Linked DNA regions of Homo sapiens: region 2 is linked to region 1. The links are chromatin loops, found by intact Hi-C in ENCODE. Cell type or tissue: chondrocyte. All regions are shown on one strand. Each heading gives the region's core, and the rest is flanking DNA. Links, peaks and the distances in the headings are about the cores only. Region 1 has its middle 10 kb from the start of OLFM1. Region 2 has its middle 69 kb from the start of OLFM1.

Evidence for each region. A loop is a pair of places that touch in the nucleus more often than their neighbours do. Peaks named below come from ENCODE experiments on the same cell type or tissue, not always from the same donor. Only the 100,000 strongest peaks of a DNase experiment are listed, where the experiment ranks them.
Region 2: it touches region 1 in a loop (8-fold over the local background); 4 of 110 quality-filtered maps call a loop at or near these places.

Annotation. Positions count from the first base shown.
Region 1 is chr9:135,075,465-135,079,845 of GRCh38, forward strand. It overlaps a transcript of OLFM1 not described here. Among named protein-coding and RNA genes, the nearest start is that of OLFM1, 10 kb to the right of the region's middle. In chondrocyte, for the core only: no CTCF peak of the experiment used is centred there; no DNase peak of the experiment used is centred there.
Region 2 is chr9:135,154,177-135,158,557 of GRCh38, forward strand. No RefSeq gene overlaps it. Among named protein-coding and RNA genes, the nearest start is that of OLFM1, 69 kb to the left of the region's middle. In chondrocyte, for the core only: no CTCF peak of the experiment used is centred there; a DNase peak (open chromatin) is centred at 2,520.

The DNA.
Region 1 (4,381 bases), core at 315-4,314:
CTCCCGCCCAGCCCAGCCCTGCCCAGCCCTGCCCGGAGGCAGACGCGCCGGAACCGGGACGCGATAAATATGCAGAGCGGAGGCTTCGCGCAGCAGAGCCCGCGCGCCGCCCGCTCCGGGTGCTGAATCCAGGCGTGGGGACACGAGCCAGGCGCCGCCGCCGGAGCCAGCGGAGCCGGGGCCAGAGCCGGAGCGCGTCCGCGTCCACGCAGCCGCCGGCCGGCCAGCACCCAGGGCCCTGCATGCCAGGTCGTTGGAGGTGGCAGCGAGACATGCACCCGGCCCGGAAGCTCCTCAGCCTCCTCTTCCTCATCCTGATGGGCACTGAACTCACTCAAGTACGTGCATCCAACGCCATTTTCCTCCCTGCCAGGCGCCCGGCCCGGCCCCTCGGGAGCCCCACAAAGTCCGGGAACGGCTCTGGCTCCGCGCCGCCCCGCGCCCCCGGCCTGGGCGCCCGAAGTGCCGGGGTTGGGGAGGGGGCCAGGGCGCTAGGCTGGACCTGGGTGGGAGGGAGGGGTGCAGGCTGACCGGAGACGGCGCTCCTCCAGCCCCGGCTCAGCAGAGCTGACAGCTGCCCCCTTTTTCCTAGGACTCCGCTGCCCCCGACTCCCTGCTGAGAAGTTCAAAGGGCAGCACGAGGGGGTCTTTGGCTGCTATTGTCATCTGGAGGGGGAAGAGTGAGAGCCGGATAGCCAAGACCCCAGGCATTTTCAGAGGTGGCGGGACCTTAGTCCTACCCCCAACACACACCCCTGAGTGGCTCATCCTCCCTTTGGGCATAACGCTGCCCTTGGGGGCTCCAGAAACAGGCGGTGGGGATTGTGCCGCTGAGACCTGGAAGGGCAGCCAGCGTGCCGGCCAGCTGTGTGCATTGCTGGCTTAATATGCAGGGCTTGGGGGGCTGTGGCCACATGCCCGGCAGGAGGTGAGTGAGGAGCCCTGTGGCGTGCTGGTGTGGGGATCGTGGGCATTTCAAACGGGCTTGTCGTACCCTGAACAATGTATCAATAGAGAAAGGTCTCTGCTTGGTATTCTCCATTTTAAAGATGCATATTGGAGCTGGCAGGTCTTGGGGGAGGAGAAGGGCTGTCTGTGAGCGCCGAACTGGGAGGGTTGCTTTGGCACTATGGTGCTCGGAAGAGCCTGCCAGCCGAGGGAGCCGGGCTGCTTGGGAGTGACATTAAAATGCCCTTTCAATGATGCCACTGTGCCACGCTCTGAACTGGGAGACTCTGGCCCTTTGGAGTTGCAAGTCCAGGAAGTGATGGGCAGCCAGTACCTTGGCCCCAAGCCCCAGCTGCCCCTGACCCTTCTTTCCTTCCTCCCTTCCTCCATCTCCCTCAGAATAAAAGAGAAAACAAAGCAGAGAAGATGGGAGGGCCAGAGAGCGAGAGGAAGACCACAGGAGAGAAGACACTGAACGAGCTTCCCTTGTTTTGCCTGGAAGCCCACGCTGGCTCCCTGGCTCTGCCCAGGATGTGCAGTCCAAATCCCAATCCAGCAGTGGGGTTATGTCGTCCCGCTTACCCTCAGAGCCCTTCTCCTGGTGCTGCCCAGACGATCAGCCAGTCCCTCCTGGAGAGGTTCTGCATGGCCTCTAGGAGAGGTTTTCTTGGCCCCAGGAAGGCCTGGTGGAGGGTGGTGGTTGTGCACTGTTGCTGGACAGATGCATTCATTCATGTGCACACACACACACACACATGCACACACAGGGGAGCAGATACCTGCAGAGAAGAGCCAACCAGGTCCTGATTAGTGGCAAGCTGCCCCACAAAGGGCTATGCCTGTGTCTTATTGAGACACCTTGGCAAAGAGATGGCTGATTCTGGGTGGTCCTGGACATGGCCGCACCCAAGGGCCCTCCAAGCCTTAATGGCACCCTGAAGCCTCCATGCCCAGGCCAAAAGATGCTTTTCCTCCCTAAGTTCTCCTCTTTGTGTCTTTTTAAAGATTCCCTGTTCTGGGGAGAAACTTTTGGTTCAACTTCAATTAGAAGCCTTGTCTCAGTGGTGAAAGTATTTGTCCATCCACACGAAGGGTGCTGGACATCCGAACCCCAGCCAGCCCCTGGTCACACCCCTGCATCCTCACACCTTAGAGTCAGGGCCCAGCCAGCCACCTTCAGGACCCTGGTCAGCTCCGCCAGCCCACAGCCTCCGCGGGTCAGGAAGGGAAATGCTGCTGTTTTCTTTGCTGGCCTGGCATGTTCCTCTCTCTGAAGCTGAACCACAGGCTGTCTCAGGGGAATGTGTCCCTTGACTCAGCCAGGAGGCACCTCCCACCCTCATGGTACAGCTCCACCTTCCCCAGGCTGGCTTCTGATAATTGTGCTTTCGGAATCTTGCATTGGAGGCCAGTTATCCTAATGTGTTGGGATTTTGGAAAAAAGCCTCAGCAGGTGAAATCACGTCAACGTTTCTGAGTCTCTGAAGGGGGCAGAGAGTGGCTGGCTCAGCACCAGCACCCGAGAGCCTGGCTACCCTAGTCCCCACCTGGGTGGGCCCCACTGGGGTTATGCCAGGTGACTTTCATCTTTGACCTCTAAGATGGCATCTGGGGTCGGGAATGGGTGTGGGGGCAGGACCAGCCTGCTCTGATTCCAAGAGCTACTGGGGGACATCCATCCCCAAGCATCTTACTTTCTTGATTCCAAAGTTATGCGTTGCGGGTTCCCTGAGCAATGCTGCTCATATTTGTGAGTGAGTGAAGAAGCATGTCTGGGCTTCAGGATAGGGTGCTGGAGCTGCCTGGTGTCTGCCTCCCGCTTCCACTGTAGGTAAATTGCTCCAACAGCCACATCCTTGCTTTTAGCTCCTTCCAAGGGATGGACATGCGATTCTAGGGCCACTGTGTTTCTAAATGAGCATACGTCGACATAAGAAGATGTCAGAAACGCCTGGATCCTACCTGCACTTAAGAAATGCTGCCTGGAGGATTCAGGCGGACAGGCAGGGGGAGTGGAGCACATGGCGGGGCCATCTGTTCTCCCGACAGCTTACTTACGATGAGACACTCAATCAAACACCAACCGTTGATGGATGGCCTACGACACGCAAGGCTGTGGGGCCAGGTGAACTTTGTCCTCAGACAGAAAGACATTTCACATGGTCTTGCTCTGTGATTTTCAACAAAAGACTGGTATTTCATGCTCTTAGAGAAGCAGGGTAAAGTGGCATGGTACTGAGCTTCCGGGGCAGGGTCCAGAGGCATTGATCTCTGGGCCTTGGGGAAGGTGGGGCAGGGCAGGGACTCCCTGGGCTCCAGGCCCACCGCCACACCCCCCAGGCTTCCCTTCAGAGTGAAGAATGTTTTTTGTACGTGATAGGGTAAAAGGGGCTGGGAAGCTTTGTAGCAACAACCTTGAACCCAGATGGCCTCATTCTCACCCCGATCCCACCAGACACTGGCTGTGTGACCTTGAGAAAGGCCCTTTAACCCCTCTGAGCCTGACCTTCCTTGTTTCACAAGGAGGATTAAACAAGATGATTCTTGAGTAAAATCCCTTCCTGCTACAGACCCCCAACCCCATTCTTTCCTTGGCTCACTCATCCTCTCCTTAGACAAGCATTTCCTGGGTACCAGCTGGTTAGATTTAACTCGGTCAATTCTGGGCTTACAATGTTAAGTGAGTCCAAACCCTTGCCGCTTGGCACCTGGGGCCGGCTTGCTTTGAGGGAAGACCCCAGGCTCTGCCATAATCATGTGTTTCAGTGGCAAAAGAAGTGTCTGCACCGAGTGCTCTGGGTAGGAGTTGGGGAGTGAGTTCTGTTTTGGAAGCTGGAGGCAGCTCTGGAGAAGGAGGATATTTGATCTGGGTCCAGGCTTGCACCTGGGTCCACTAGTGAGCCCGGGGGAAAGAAGAAGAGGACAGAGGCTGGGTACGGTGGCTCATACCTTTAAGGCCAGCACTTTGATCACTTGAGGTCAGGAGTTCAAAACCAGCCCGGCCAACATGAAGAAACCCCATTTCTACTAAAAATACAAAAAATGAGCAGGGCGTGGTGGCAGACGCCTATAATCCCAGCTACTCAGGAGACTGAGGGAGGAGAATCACTTGAACCCAGGAGGCAGAGGTTGCAGTGAGCCGAGACTGCACCACTGCACTCCAGCCTGGGCGACAGAGCGAGATTCTGTCTCAAAAAAAAGAAGAAGAAGAGGACAGAAATGGCTGCAGACAGAGGCTGCAGCAGGAAGAAGGGCCTGGAAACCCTGACTCTCACATCCAATGCTCAATCCACGTGGGTTGAGGGTATTTGAAGTGTTTGAAGATGGAAGCGGAGCTCTCCTCATTAGCCACGCATCCCCAGGCCGGGCCTGGCCTTTCCTAAAACATGACACCCCTGGATGCCCCTGGTGGGGTTCAAGCTGTCAGTGAACA
Region 2 (4,381 bases), core at 88-4,087, 78 kb after region 1:
TCTCACTAACACGCATGCACACATGAACCGACATGGCCAGACACACACACAAACACACATGTGCACACGTACACACCTGCATACATGCACACATAAGCAGTCACGTGCACACATGCACACACTCACACGCACACACAACGTGCAGAGAGGAGGTGCTTTGAGAGAGGTCAAGGGCCGGCAGTGGTTGCTGGCTCAGGAGGGCTGTGGCTGACCCAGGGAGAGAAGATGGATGGGCCATGCGTTGAGGCCTCTGTCCCCAGCTGTACATTTGCCTGAAACTGCAGGGGCAGCAATTTTCTTTCCAGCCAGTTTGATGTCGGTTTCTTTCAGGGCTGAGCTAAGCGTTCTCAATGGGGAAGAGTAGCAGCTGAGGGGCCTTTTCCCTGGAAAGGTCAGAGAAATCCCATGGCAAGAGAAGCCCTGGGCTGGGTGAGGGGCTGGGGCTATGCATGCTTTGTAAGGCTTAGGGGACATCCCACGTGAGAATAGACATTGGAGCAGGTCAGGAGCTCAACTGTAGAGGTGTAGGACTCAAAGGGGAAGGGGCCGGAGCTTGTTGAAGTTGCAGATTCCTGCCTCCTTCCTTCAGGGATTGTGATGAAGGGAGCCTGGGCAGGACCCAGGAATCTATTTCCACAGCCTCCCCAGGTCATCCTGATGCAGGTAGCTCCAAGTCCAACAGGCTGATAGGATATTCTTCGTGAACTGCAAAGCCAAAATCAAGTCTGCTTTTTTTCTGTGATGGAGATTAGGCTTCCTTGAAACTCTGCAGTGAATTCTGCCACTCAAAGCTAAGCATTGCTATCTCGTATCCTTCTGTCTGTGAAAAGAACTGGTCCAGGCAACTGTCAAGAGGAGCAGTTCAGTTTTCACATCCATTTCCCAAGGCCTCGTCCTGCACAGGACCAAGAGGGCGGTCTAAATGTATTCCTTCATTAGAGGCTCCAGTGAGATGGGGGACCAGGTCGAGGTGGAATTCAGCTGTGTGTCACAGAAGCCTGACCACGGGGGCTTGTCCAGATTCAGATTTATTTTTCCACAGAACAATAAGTCCAGAGGCCTGCCATCATGCCCACTGTGGTGACTCCAGAGGAACAATATGGATGCAGGCTCCTTCATCGTCCCACTCTCAGCCTCATGGCCACAGAACAGCTGCAGTGCCCCGGACATCATTCACATTCTAGGCTGTTGGAAGGGGAAAGGGTAAAAGACAAAAGATGTGAGCAGCTGAGTCTGCTTCCTCTAATGAAGAAACCAGCAGCTTCCAGGAGCCCCCCACAGTGGACTTTTGCTTACATCTCATCACTGGAACTGGGTCCCATGGGCAGTCCCTGCGTCAGTGCTGTGTAGATCTGAACACTGGCAGCCAGGCCTGCTGCATCAAACTGTTGCTGCCAAGGAAAAATGATAGGAGAGATACTGGGTGCATGCCTGCCATGCTGTTCCCAGGGGACAGCCTCCTCCTCACGTCACAGGATGGAACACAGATCATTAGGGTCTGCATTTGGCTGACATGCAGGCGTTTTCTTCTGGCAAAGAAAATCTGACTTCCGGCCAGGCACAGTCGCTCTCGCCTGTAATCCAAGCACTTTGGGAGGCTGAGGTGGGTGGATCATCTGAGGTCAGGAGTTCAAGACCAGCCTGGCCAACATGGCAAAACCCCGTCTCTAGTCAAAATACAAAAATTAACTGGGTGTGGTGGCACGTGCCTGACATCCCAGCTACTCGGGGAGGCTGAGGCAGGAGAATCGCTTGAACCCGGGAGGTGGAGGTTGCAGTGAGCTGAGATCGCATGGCTGCACTCCAGCCTGGGTGACAGAGTGAGAGTCCATCTAAAAAAAAAACAAAGAAAGAAAGAGAAAAGAAAAATAGAAAAGAAAATCTGACTTCCTCGAAGCCCCTCCCTTTGGTTGCACAGCCACAAGAAAGCCCCTCATCCTCCCGAAATTGCTTTATCAACAGCGTGGAAGGGAGCAGGAATAGGTACCTCGGTCATGCACAGGGAACACTTAGCACGGGCCTGGCACGGGGCGTCCGATGATGACTGTAGCTGGCATTCTGTTGCACACATCAGAGAGCTGCATTTACTTCTGTGTTGGATGAATCCACCGCTGCAGAAGCTCCCAGTGCCACCAGGTCCCCCCAGAGACAACGCATCTTCTCCCCAGCTTTGGATGGGACTTACCTATCTTGGAAAAATATGCAGTTTTCATTCCTTGGCAATAACCAGATTTTGGACTTCCACAAGCTGCATGCGGAAGTGAAAACTGGATTAAAAGGAGTAGGGACAGAGGTCTCCAGAAACTTAGGAAAGGTCTCAAGTTTCATTAGCACTGCCTGGCAAGCTCAGCATTTTCTCCTCCACTGCGGGCCTCTGGTTTGCAGCCTGGTGGTCAGTAAGGTGTGAGCATGGGATGATTCTCCCGCCTACGCAGTGCTCTGACCATGCTTCCTCAGGTGCTGGCAGGGCCCTGGAAAGGCAAAAGCAGCAGCAACGCCCAGAGGCCAGAAGTCCGAGAGCCCGCGCCTCAGTGGGATCTGTCCATGGTGCTGACCTCCCAAGCTGCCTCAAGGTCTTAGCTCCAAGAGGCCAAGAATTTCCCATCTTCTCCAGCTCTATCCACGTGACGGCGTGACCCCACTCTCCGAGTTGATGAGGCCTGTGGGGCAGAGCCCAAGCTGGATGGAAGGGAACGAGCTAATCAATTAGGAATGTCTGTGAAGAGCGAGCGGGAGGACGTGAGAACAGCCTCCCACGTGGCTCCAAGTCCGCCGTTCCTCTTCCAAGGCTTTCAGGCAGAAGAGCTGGGGTCCTATCTTTGCTTCCATTTTCAAAGAGGGAGACTCTAGAAATAGCTCCTTTAGAGGGTCAGAGCTCAAATCCAATTTAAAGCCCACTCTAGTATTTGAGATGAGAGAGAGTGTTGTTATGTTAGTCTCTCCTCCCAAATGGCCCTGTTGGAGATTTTTTACTACTTCACTCCTCCCTCCCTCTCTTCCTTCCTTCCTTCCTTCCTTCCTTCCTTCCTTCCTTCCTTCCTTCCTCCCTCCCTCCCTCCCTCCTCCATTCTTTCCTTTTCTTTTGTCTTTCTGTATCTTCATAACAGGATGCTTCATAAAAATTTCATGGGCACCCACTGCTTCTCCAGCATGAGTCTGTGCTAGGCTCATGCTGAATGCTCCCCATGCACTATCTCATGTAATCCACAGCAACCCTGGAAGCCACTATTATTACCTCCCCATTTCATGGATCAGGGAGTGTAAGTCCCGGCTCAAGACTGCAGAGCCGATGGGTAGCAGAGCCAGGGTTCAAACCTAAAACTCCATGACAGCAAAGTCTGAGCTTATATCCATCTTGCCATAATGGTCCTTTAACTTGTTTTTAGAGATGGGGTCTCACCCTGTCGCCAGGCTTGAGTGCAGTGGTGTGATCTCAGCTCACTGCAACCTCCGCCTCCCAGATTCAAGCGATTTTCCTGCCTCAGCCTCCTAAATAGCTGGGAATAGAGGTGTGCACCACCACACCCAGCTAATTTTTGTACTTTTAGTAGAGTCGGGGTTTCACCATGTTGGGCAGGATGGTCTTCATCTCTTGACCTCGTGATCTTCCTGCCTCAGCCTCCCAAAGGGCTGGGATTACATGCGTGAGCCACCATGCCTGGCCAACATTTTTTAAGTTCCAAAATGCTAATTGGAAAATGAAAAAAAAAAGAAGAAGAAGAAGAAGAAGAAGAGAAATCAGCTATGTTATTTCATGGAAAGAGAAACTTAATTAGAAATGTGATCTGTCAAAAAGTTTTCCGGTATGTCTGGAATACTGCCCGAAGCTCAGGGAGAGGTGGTGAGATGGGGCTGGAGAGATTATCTGGAGCTGGAGCCCCAGGCAGTTTTGTTTGTTCTCGAGGTTCAAGCAAGACCTGCGTGCAGAGCCACTATCTTCTGGGAGTGGAAGTGGAGTTATTAATGTCCTCTGGTCCTGGAATTGAGACTGATGCATGCAGGGTGACTTGTCCTCTGAGTAAACGTGTCCCATCTCACCTGGAGAATGAGCCTGAATAGGGTGATATGACTGAGGAGAAGATCTGAGATGGATCTTTGTGAAAAGCAGGGACAATTGGGAAAATCTGAGGCTAATTAGCCCTTCCCAGCCTCAGGCTGCAGGTCCGGAGTTACACATGAAGGCACATCGGGTTGGCAGGCTGGAGAACCACAGGCATGTTTTTACACAGCTGAGAGGGGTTGGAGCCTCCCAGTGCTCTGGAAATAGCCGTTTCCCCTGTTCATTCATCTTAGGAGGCCAGAGCCTGAGGGTGAAAGAGTTCCATCCCCAAGGCTGGCCTCTCCTGCCCATAGCCAGAGCCATGAGACACGGGTACTCCAC